Linked DNA regions of Homo sapiens: region 2 is linked to region 1. Evidence: chromatin loops called from intact Hi-C (ENCODE). Cell type or tissue: heart left ventricle. All regions are shown on one strand. Links, peaks and the distances in the headings refer to the core of each region. The heading gives the core; the rest is flanking DNA.

Region 1 (5,388 bases), core at 170-5,169:
TATTTCTTGAGTGGTTGCTGGATGAGCAAAGCAGACAGAGACCCTTTGAAGACCTTTTATAGCTGAAGCATCTGTAAGCAAGTAAGAATAGTGGTTAGAGGCAGAGTTTATAGAACTGGACAACTTGGTCTTGAATCCTAACTCTGCCTCTTTCTACTGTGGCTAAATTATTTAACCTCTTCATACCTCAGTTTTACCATCTTTAAATTGGGTGTAATAATGAGATCTATCTTATAGCTCTGTGAAGATTAAAGGAGTTGAAATTGGAAATGGTAGGTGCTCAACTGTGTTAGTTTTATTTCTTAAAAAAGTGAACAGATGATCCTTTTCATGTCCTTGCAGCTTTGTTCCATGCCCACTGCTCCCCAAAAAATTAATCCTTGGGCAAAATATTTTATCATAATAAATTATTATATATCAAATCATCTCCCTTGTAATTGTTCCGTTATACAGGGCAAAAATCTTACAGGAAAAAGTGTCTCCAATCCACACTCAGTATGGCATGCTTACTAAATATACAACTGGCAAAAAAAAGTTGGTGGGGGAAGAGTGGGAGAAAATTTTGGAGCCATTTGAAGCTCTAAGTGACCTAAGCATTTGCACCATCTAATAAAATTTGATGAATCATTTTCAGTTATTAAACATAAAAAGGATTTGCTTATGCATGGCTATGTTTGAGCAGATTTGGTTGATACCTCATACTTTCCATTAATTATAAACTATAAAATGGGAACAAAATGAGAACAGTGAGTTAAGGCTTTTTTTTATTTTCTTTTTTTTTTTGAGATGGAGTCTTGCTTTGTCGTCCAGGCTGGAGTGCAGTGGCGTGATCTCGGCTCACTACAACCTCTGCCTCCCGGGTTCAAGTGATTCTCCTGCCTCAGCCTCCTGAGTAGCTGGGATTACAGGCGCCCGCCACACCTGGCTAATTTTTGTATTTTTAGTAGAGACGGGGTTTCACCACGTTAACCAGGCTGGTCTCGAACTCCTGACCTCAGGTGATCAGCCCACCTTGGAATCCCGAAATGCTGGGATTATAGGCATGAGTCATTGCGCCCAGTCAGAGTTAAGGCGTTTTAAAAATAAAATTTCTGACATCTCTACCACTTAAGAAAATGTCTGCCACCATCCTTGTGGAAGGTTTGAAAAATTATAAATATGCCAAGTGGATCTTTATCCATTCTTCCAAGCATTCCTCTTATGCTGCTGGGATGGTTTGACTCTAATTATACTGGAAGTTCAAGTTCAAAAAAAGTTTAAGGGGGAAATGTGTGGCTGTGAGCTGACTTCTATGAAGCAACCTGGATTAGGATGCCAGTGAAAGAGGACCTGGGGGTTGGTTGGTGAGTGTGGCTGAAACTTCTCTGATATAAATCCATTCATTTGTGTGCCCTGAGGTGTGGGCACTCCTGGGGGCTCTGAGATGCCAGGCAATGGTCACTCCTGACTTCCAGTCACCAATACCAGCTTGTCCTCGTGGTTAATCTCCTATTCCCTTTCTACATATGTCATCAGACTCCTCAAACAGTTCTTAAACAGCAATATAGTATTACCAAATGAGGAAAGAAAAGGATAAGAAGCAACATATACAAAATGGTCTCAATTGTTTAAAAAACACACATAGGCCAGGTGTGGTGACTCCCGCCTGTAATCCCAGCACTTTGGGAGGCTGAGGTAAATTGCTTAAGCCCAGGAATTCAAGACCACTGTGGCAGCCTGGGCAACATAGCAAGACACCTGTATTTACTAAAAACAAAACAAAACAAAAAACACACACACTGGGGAATGAGATTGGAAGAAAGGACACTAAATGTTAGCAGAGTTTATACTGGGCTTTTAATTTGTAGCTGATTTATATTTTTTCCTTTATGCTTGCCTGTGTTTTCTAAAATGTTTATAATAGACCTATGCTGCTATAATCATAGAACAAGGAATTAAGGGCCAGATGTGGTTGAGTCACGCCTGTAATCCCAGCACTTTGAGAGGCCAAGGTGGGCAGGTCACCTGAGGTCAGGAGTTCGAAACCAGCCTGGCCAACATAGTGAAACCCCATCTCTACTGAAAATACAAAAATCAGTTGGGCCTGGTCATGGGCGCCTGTAATCCCAGCCACTCAAGAGACTGAGGCAGGAGAATTGCTTGAACTCAGGAGGCAGAAGTTGCAGTGAGCCAAGATTGTGCCACTGCACTCTGGCCTGGGCAACAGAGTAAGACTCCATCTCAAAAATAAAATAAAATCTATTTAGAAAAATATCCATATGACATGGTGAGAACTGGCTGGGCAAGTGCTCCACATGGCCAGTTTGCAGCCACGTGTAAGAGGCGATATCTTGTGAAAGCTGATTATACAAATTGGGTCATTCTTGTCATGCCCAACTAAATCAGCATCAAGGGCCAGGGGGAAAAAGAACTTGGGGAACATAGCCCCTGCTCCAAGAATTGAATTTTCTACAAGCCCAGCTGCTGAAACAGCCAGCTGAAACCTGAAGAGCAGTTTTACCTAGCAGCTGCTGAAGCAACCTGCTGTGACTCCAAGCCTGGTTTTACCTACCACAGTCACTCACTGTATTCGTCCATTTCGTGTTGCTAAAAAGGAATACCTGAGGCCGAGTAATTTATAAAGAAAAGTTTATTGGGCTCATGGTTTTGCAGGCTGTACAAGCATGGCACCAGCATCTGCTTGGCTTCTGGTGAGGCCTCAGGAAGCTTTTACTCATGGCAGAAGACAAAGAGGGAACAGACATGTCACATGGCAAGAGAGAGAGAGAGAAGGAGGGCATAGTCTCTCTAACAACCAGATGTTGCTGGAACTAACTGAGTGAAAACTTGCTCATCACCAAGGGGATGACACCAAGCCATTTATGAGGGATCTGCCCCCTATGACCCAAATACCTCCCACCAGACCCCACCTCTAACATTGGGGATCACAATTCAACACAAGATTTGGAGGAGACAAACACCCAGACATCCACTCACCAATCAGAGCTTGCCAGCTCCCAAAAGCTTCTCTAGTGCCAATAAGCTTTCTTTCAAAATGATAATGTAACATTAGCATCTCTTTTTCTAATAAAACTCACAACCTTCTCTTTGTTCTTCAGACATACCGAAGACCACCCAGTCTGTGTGTATGCCCCAAACTGCAATCCCTGCTTCCCAAAATAAAATGTTAAATTTAGAGATTCATCTCTATACTTTATTTTGGCTTTGACAATCTGATTGAGAGAAAACTCAGCTGCCTCTCAGACAAGCCCAAAAGTATTACCAAATGAGGGAAAAAAAGATAAAGAGTTTCTTACAAGCTTCTATAACATCTGTCCATATCCCTGATTACCCTTTACAGCTCATGGGCTCAGTTAAAAACGACAACAGAAAAAGACTTGAGGTAGAAATAGCAGGGACAGGGTCACCTGCCAAAAAGTCCTTACATCACACCCTGCTCCTAAGAGTTCTGCCTCTTTACTTACTGGTAGTTTCCTGATAACATGTCCCCAGTCCTCCTCCATAGGTGACAACTGGGCTGCAATTGGAGCTCAGAGCAGAACTCACCAGGAAGGAAGCAGTGTGTGTTTCACAGTCCACTGTTGAGCTAATTATTCCCAGAGGCCTACGGGACTACACAGGCTTATATTGACCATTGTCAGCAGTCAGTGCCTCCCTTTTTTGAATTGTACATTGCTGGTTAACTCTGTAAGTTAAGAAGGGAGAGTATCCATTTCTTCACCTGCTGACCCAGAGCAATTTCCTTTCTTCAAGAAAAGGGAGAAGGTTATGATTTCATAAAAGCTGCCACTTCTCTTTGGATGGAAGACTAGATTTGCTACAGACATTTTCACCTTGTTATGAATTTGTCTGTTTGCTTTTGCTTTGGGAAATGGTATTTAGTGGGCAAAAGAATAGCTTATTTTTGAAGCACCAATGTGGAAAACAATAGTTAAAATATTAATATCTGTTGAAGAATCCATCAAAGGGTATACCATTTATACAAACGATAATGACTTCGGAAAATATGGCTTCAAAGGGATTGTTATTTTTTGTTTATAACCTAAAGAAAATCCCTATCTAGCAAGAGGAATTCCAATTACTTCATATATTTCTTTTTTTTCCCTCTTCTTCTTCTTTTTTTTTTTTTTTTTTTTTTTTTTTTTTGAGACAGGGTCTCTCTGTTCCCCAAGCTGGAGTGCAGTGGCACTATCACAGCTAACTACAGCCTCGACCTCATGGGCTCAAGCAATCCTCCCACGTCAGCCTCCCTAGTAACTGGGACTACAGGCACACATCACTATGCCTGGCTAAATTTTTTTTTATTTTTTGTAGATACAGGGTTTCACCATGTTGCCCAGGCTGGTCTCAAGCTCCTGGACTCAAGTGATCCACTGACCTCAGCCTCCCAAAGTGCTGGGATTATAGGTGTGAATTCCACGCCCGGTCATACTCCACAGATTTCCGATCTGACTTAAGAGCCCTCTTCCCCATCTGCTCTGCTGTGCTCTACCATTATTTCTTGTCTAGGCTTATATCATGTGATCTCCAAGGTCTCCCTTTGACTAAAGCAATTTGTGTATGTGTCTTGTCTTCCCTACTCAATTAGAAGCTCGTCAGGGGCAAGTGAACATACTGTTCCATTTGTCTAAGGTCCACATTGCTTATCTCAGTTCCTGCCACATATTAGTAGCACAATCAGTTCTTACCAAACAAATGAATCTTAAATATATTCATTGGTCATTTATTCCTTCATTCAGTTAGTCACTCAACAGATATTGTTTGAGCACAACTATACGCCAGTCATGTTCAAGGTGCTGAAGATACAAACTTAAACAAATGAGGCTGAGATCCCCATCCTTAGGAAACATATTCTATTCAGTTTGACCTGTTACTGTGAAAACCTTTAATCTCCTTGTTTAAGGGTCTAATTGCTGATTTCTGGTAGTTCATCTGAAAGGCGGTAGGAGTATATATTTTTTGTGGCCTTTCCTTTTTCCAAGGATGTGTTCAGGATCAGGAAGCAAATAAAGCCTTTAAAGAAAACCTATGAGTTCAAAATTTGCCCCAGAACATTGTGTGGCTAAAGGTACAGCCCCAGATAGATCCCTCCCTCATTGAGGAGTTGGGGCCCCGTGCATAATCTGAAAGGGAGGGGGTGAAACAAAAGGATGTAACTCACCTGTTATCGGGGGAACCCACCCCCGATAATTCAACGTGGGTCCTTTTCTATTTTCCCTAAGTATTTCTCGGCCAGTCCGAGAAATAAAGGGAAAGAGTACAAAAGAGAGAAATTTTAAAGCTGGTTGTCCGGGGGAGACATCACATGTCGGCAGGTTCCATGATGCCCAATGAGCTGCAAAACCAGCAAGTTTTTATTAGTGATTTTCAAAAAGGAAGAGAGTGTAC
Region 2 (5,388 bases), core at 292-5,291, 120 kb after region 1:
GCTTCAACTCCATCTTATCAGTTATGTTGAGTTCTTAAGTCATTGAGAAAAGGGGGCCTGACACACGTTTGCTGTGTTTATCTTCTTTTGCTCTAGTATTCCAGGATGATCAAGAGAAATGGCTCAGAATCTACAGTTTAGATAGATGATCAGCAATTTTCAGAGCCCAAATCTAGAAAATTGATGTAAAGGTGAAATACTAGGTGACTATGAGAAAGACAGTTATTTCCAACCAGAGGCTGTTCTACTTCACTGACAGTTTTCTTATATGCATAATTGAGGCCCTGGATGACTGTGTTGTTATGGTAACCATCACTGTATATCACACTAAAATCTGGTGTTGAAATGTACTAGAAGCATGAAGCATACATTTTTCATATTTTTTCCAAGTTCATTTTTCATGATTTCATGTAGCAGTCCAACATGAAACATTTATTTGAGTTTTAAAAATCATAAGTATATATTCTCCCACTTTGAGATTTACTAGCTTCTGTGACTGCAATAGCAATTCACCTTGAAATGGATTTAATACATTTCAAACAATTAGACTTTCTTTCAAAGAAAGAAGATGGAGAGGGATTGTACTTGGTGGTCTTCTATGGGGCTAATCTGCAACCCTCGCTCCCTGATATAATCAGAAGTAGCCTTCAGATTCCAAATTATGGTGAGACAATGTGCAGGGATTTCAAATGAGGTGTGATTTTTGCTTCGATAGGGATAGACAAATGTCAAAATTTGCATGCCACTCTGTTTAATTTATATGACAAAGTCAGGGGCTTCTTGACTTGGGGACTGTTTGCTCCTCCCTTCCTCTTTTTATAGCAGCTACTACCGGATGGGTTTGGCACACGGATGAGACACAGTGTTCTCATTATTGGAATTGCTGGGATTCAAATAATGGGGAGAAAGCTGTAGATTATAATTAAATGTGGAACACTAATACTGATTTTTAAAAAAATCATTCAATAACCTAATTAGGCAACTACCAAGGATGTCCTGAAAATAATTTGTGTGAAGTGTTTATATCAAGAGAAAGATTCATAACCATTTATCTGACACATTTAATTCACATTATTCCTCTTTCTCTAGGAAAAGATTATATAACTGGAAATATAACAAATGGAAATAGAACACAGAAAATCCTGATGTTGAATAAATTGCTGATCTAGTGTGAATTTTTGCAAACATTTCTTAGATAAAACTTAGGTTTTTTAATATTAATATTACATACTCATTGCTGATACTAGGATATAATTTTAAGAATTTGTAAAGCTCAAAGATTTCGAGTTTTAAACCTGTTTTTTTTCAATATTGAAGATAACTCACTGATTACATCCTTTTCTTATTTTGATTTGTTAAATGAAAAGACTATTCCAATCAACTGGACAATCTTGTTAGAATATATCTTGAGAGAAAAAAAGATTTTCTTTTAATAACTGCAAAGTTCTAGGATTAAATTTATGACCTTTGGAAATGGAAACAAAAATAAAGATTAAACGAATTAAAATGTCCTTGAGCCAGAAAGTAAGATAGGATGGACAGGTGTATCATTCTATTTTCATATTGCTATATACTACCCAAGACTGGGTAATATAAAGGAAAGAGGTTTAATTGACTCACAGTTTCACATGGCTGGGGAGGCCTTAGGAAACTCACAATCATGATGGAAGGCGAAGGGGAAGCAAGCAGCTTCTTCACAAAGTGGCAGGAAGGAAAAGAGAGAGCGAAGGGGTAAGAACCCCTTATAAAACCATCAGATCTCCTGAGAACTCACTCACTATCACAAAAACAACATGAGGAAAACTGCCCCCATGATCCAATCACCTCCCTCCCTCGACATATGGGGATTACAATTCGAGATGAGATTTGGGTGGGGACACAGAGCCAAACCATATCAACGGGTGAATGCCATCTAATTTATTTTGCTTCAACTCAAATACCAGAAGCAAACCCCAGTTATTCAGTGGTCTCATTAAATAAATATCCCACACTTGAGGCCATAGGGAACTGAACTAGGCCAAAGCAATTCCCAATCCATCTACTGTTGAGGAAACTGCTGACTTGCAGTGGATTTCTGGAATGGATGTGTAGTGTAGTCAGGGAAAATTGCCCTATGGCTAGAAAACTAGCATCTGACTTTCCTCACTAGGAGTCACATCCATCACAGCTCCTGATCAAACAGGTTCTGCATTCCTGCTCAGCCTACTAAACCAGGGACTACGTTCTTGGTATCAGAGCACCCAACCATGATGCCAAATTAGAGCAGATCAAGGTCCACACTAGACTGCGTATATTAGAACATTTTAATCATAGCCAAGAATTATATTGGACATCACTGTTTTAGATGTAAAACAAGTGATAAAAACTAATCAAGATTAAAGGTGTGGCTGTAGACAAATTTCCTGACATAACATACAAGCTGTGAGTGTTTCAAATTTTATGGCTTAGAAATGAAATATAAACATGTTTTGGTGACTAAGAGAAAGTAAATAAGGAAATAAAGCCTGCATCTAAAATAGTAAAAACATAAAATTTAACCGAACTTTAAAACTGTATTCAATAAAAATGTATAGCTCTTCCTCATACCAGATACTGTGCTAGGTATGGATTCAAAGATAAAGAGACATAGATCCTAGCCTTGTAGTGTATTCTAAAGTTCAAAGAAAGCCAGGCGCGGTGGCTCACGGCTGTAATTCTGGCACTTTGGGAGGCTGAAGCGGGTGGATCACTTGATGCCAGGAGTTCAAGACCAGCCTGGCCAACATGGCAAAACCCTTGTCTCTACTAAAAATACAAAAATTAGCCAGGTATGGTGGTGGGCACCTGTAATCACAGCTACTCAGGAGGCTGAGGCAGGAGAATCACTTGAGCCTGGGAGGTGGAGCTTGCAGTTAGCCGAGATCGCACCACTCCACTCCAGCCTGGACAACAGAGCAAGACTCTGTCTCCAAAAAAAAAAAAAAAAAAAAAATAGCAAGCACAGAGTGATACAAATGAGTGATGCAAACAATCAATACCAGAGAGACCTTCCCCAGGTGCACGGAGGTTCTCTGGAACATCTGTGAGAACTCCTTCAGGAATGGGCATTCATTTCCCCAGCTGGTGGCCCATTGCCACTGACTGCTCACAGCCATTGCCCGTTTTAGCAAGGGAGCCATCCAGCTCAAAGTTATGCCTCATCTCTGGGGGCAGCCCACATCTGGTGATTGGCCGATGTGGGATTATAAAGGTAGGGCCCCCTGTTGGAGGTGAGACAACTCTGAAGAGCCATCGCAGCTCCAGAGCTCGCCATGTAATTGGCTGCGGCCTCTGTTGCAAATGCCTTGCAGCTGAACTCCACCCTAATTACAGGTGCCAGTCCCAGTGGGCTTCCTGCATGCAAATCCCCATCTCAGAGTGGTATTTACAACGTGAGGGAAATAAAAATGGTCCAAGGTCTAATCAAAAGTCACAGGATCAAAAGTCTGACATGGTCGGCACACTATGGGTGGGACTGTCTTTGAAAGGTGCATTGATATTGGCCAAAAATGATACTGATAGGTAAAATGAGGATGTCAGTGTGTTCATTAATAATGAGAAATGTGAGCATCACAAAGAGCAATATACTCTCCCTGTAGCCCACTATATGTAGAAAACCAAACTGTCATCACCAGCATGGAGTCAGAGTAAAGTTTCTCCCTAGATGACTTAAATGTGTGTTGGAAATAGGCCAAAACAGGAGAGGTCTTGATAGTGGCAGTGAAATGACTTTGAGGAGGAAGTGAGTAGGAATTACTGTAACAGCCCAGGCAGCATATGGTGAGGGGCTGATTAGGGAAGCGTCAGTGGAATGGGAAGGATGGAAACAGATATAAGACTCATCTAGGACTAATTGTGATAATGATATAGACAAAACCTGCTATTCAGAAAACCTGAAAAACCAGTACTATTTTAAACTTCTCATTAAACAGTTCGAATGTATCAAAACTTAATAATTTTAAAAAATTATTACCATATTCACTGTCACTGTCAAATGCTTTATCAGATTTGGGAGTTCCAAATTTTGAGTTCCTCATGAAATTAAAATTTAGACTTGCAACTTTATTTTATTTTCCCTTTATGAGAATTTGTCAGCAGGAATTGTGAAAAGTGATTATAATATTCCTTGTTGTAGGTGGAAAATGGAAAAGGAGTTGATCATTATAGATGCAAAGCAAAATTTGGAAAGCAAGAATTAGCAAATGCTTCAATTTATTTTATTTTTTACAGTTGTTTATGACGGCTTTATTCATAATTGCTGAAATTGGTAGCAATCAAGATGTCCTTCAGTGGGTGAATAGATAAATTGATACATCCAGGCAATGAAATATTATTTAGTGCTAGTGAATACCTCAATTCAAAGCATCATATAAATATTAGTGTTAAATTGGGTAAGTAATAATTCAGATATAAAAATGTGATCTCTAAAAGCAAAAGTAGAAAAAAATAAAAATAAAACAGGAAAAAAATGTGATCTAGGGAAATTAGCTTATTAATAAACATTTATTAAGTGCCTACCAGGTATGTCTAAGGCACTGTACCAAGTCAAAAGAGAAAACAAAGGTTAATTACACCTGATTCCCAACTGCCAGGCACCTAACACCCAGGAGTAATGAACTAGGAACCTCCCCTGAGATGGGCAACAAAATGTCCTATGAGTGGCTCGCCCCAAACTACCTCTCTTATCCTCATCTTATGTTTTTGGGCCTCAGGATAGCATGCTGGATTAGCCATGTTTTCATACTGCAAATCTACCCAAATATAAAATGACGGCTTTCTCCTCTTCCCTTTGATCTCGCAGAATTACCAGTTGACACAGTACAGTGGGCAGCCATTTAAGCAAAGAGAAAATTCAAGGTAAATAGTGATTAATGTCCAAAAGAGGGAGGTCATAGTAAAATCAGGTTTGTGTTATTTACTATGCCTGATTTTGCAAAGTTTTTGGCTTGGGGTTGCAAAGTAAACAGGTTTTAGAAGTACAGCAAGTCCAGAGGGAAAATCCGGCATTGGCTGGAAAAATATCAACTGAAGTGCATAGGATAAGGCCCCCTTATCTCTGCAAGAGAGAAAGGGCTTTCTTGGGGTAAAGTATCTTATGGATTCTGGCTATGTTGGCTTCATGTGACAGTGAGGAGGACAAGCCAAACCAGGTCACACCAAGCCAAGCACATTTCTCAGCATACCTTGGAATCACACTGCAAGTGACATACTGCCAGTTTGACTGTTACTCCTCTGTACTGAAGTGAATAATAGACTTGAACTTGGAACTCCGTGGAGCTGCATGTTCTTTGGGGCCCAGGAATTATTTCATTACAGCAAACCAGCTGGTTGCATATACTATTTCAGAGAGAAGATGAACTGATAGGGTCA

The links. Peaks named below come from ENCODE experiments on the same cell type or tissue, not always from the same donor. Only the 100,000 strongest peaks of a DNase experiment are listed, where the experiment ranks them.
Region 2: it touches region 1 in a loop (2.0-fold over the local background); 13 of 110 quality-filtered maps call a loop at or near these places.

The regions. Positions count from the first base shown.
Region 1 is chrX:13,112,131-13,117,518 of GRCh38, forward strand. No RefSeq gene overlaps it. Among named protein-coding and RNA genes, the nearest start is that of FAM9C, 70 kb to the left of the region's middle. In heart left ventricle, for the core only: no CTCF peak of the experiment used is centred there; no DNase peak of the experiment used is centred there; H3K27ac peaks cover 1,035 bases.
Region 2 is chrX:13,232,380-13,237,767 of GRCh38, forward strand. No RefSeq gene overlaps it. Among named protein-coding and RNA genes, the nearest start is that of LINC02154, 68 kb to the right of the region's middle. In heart left ventricle, for the core only: no CTCF peak of the experiment used is centred there; no DNase peak of the experiment used is centred there.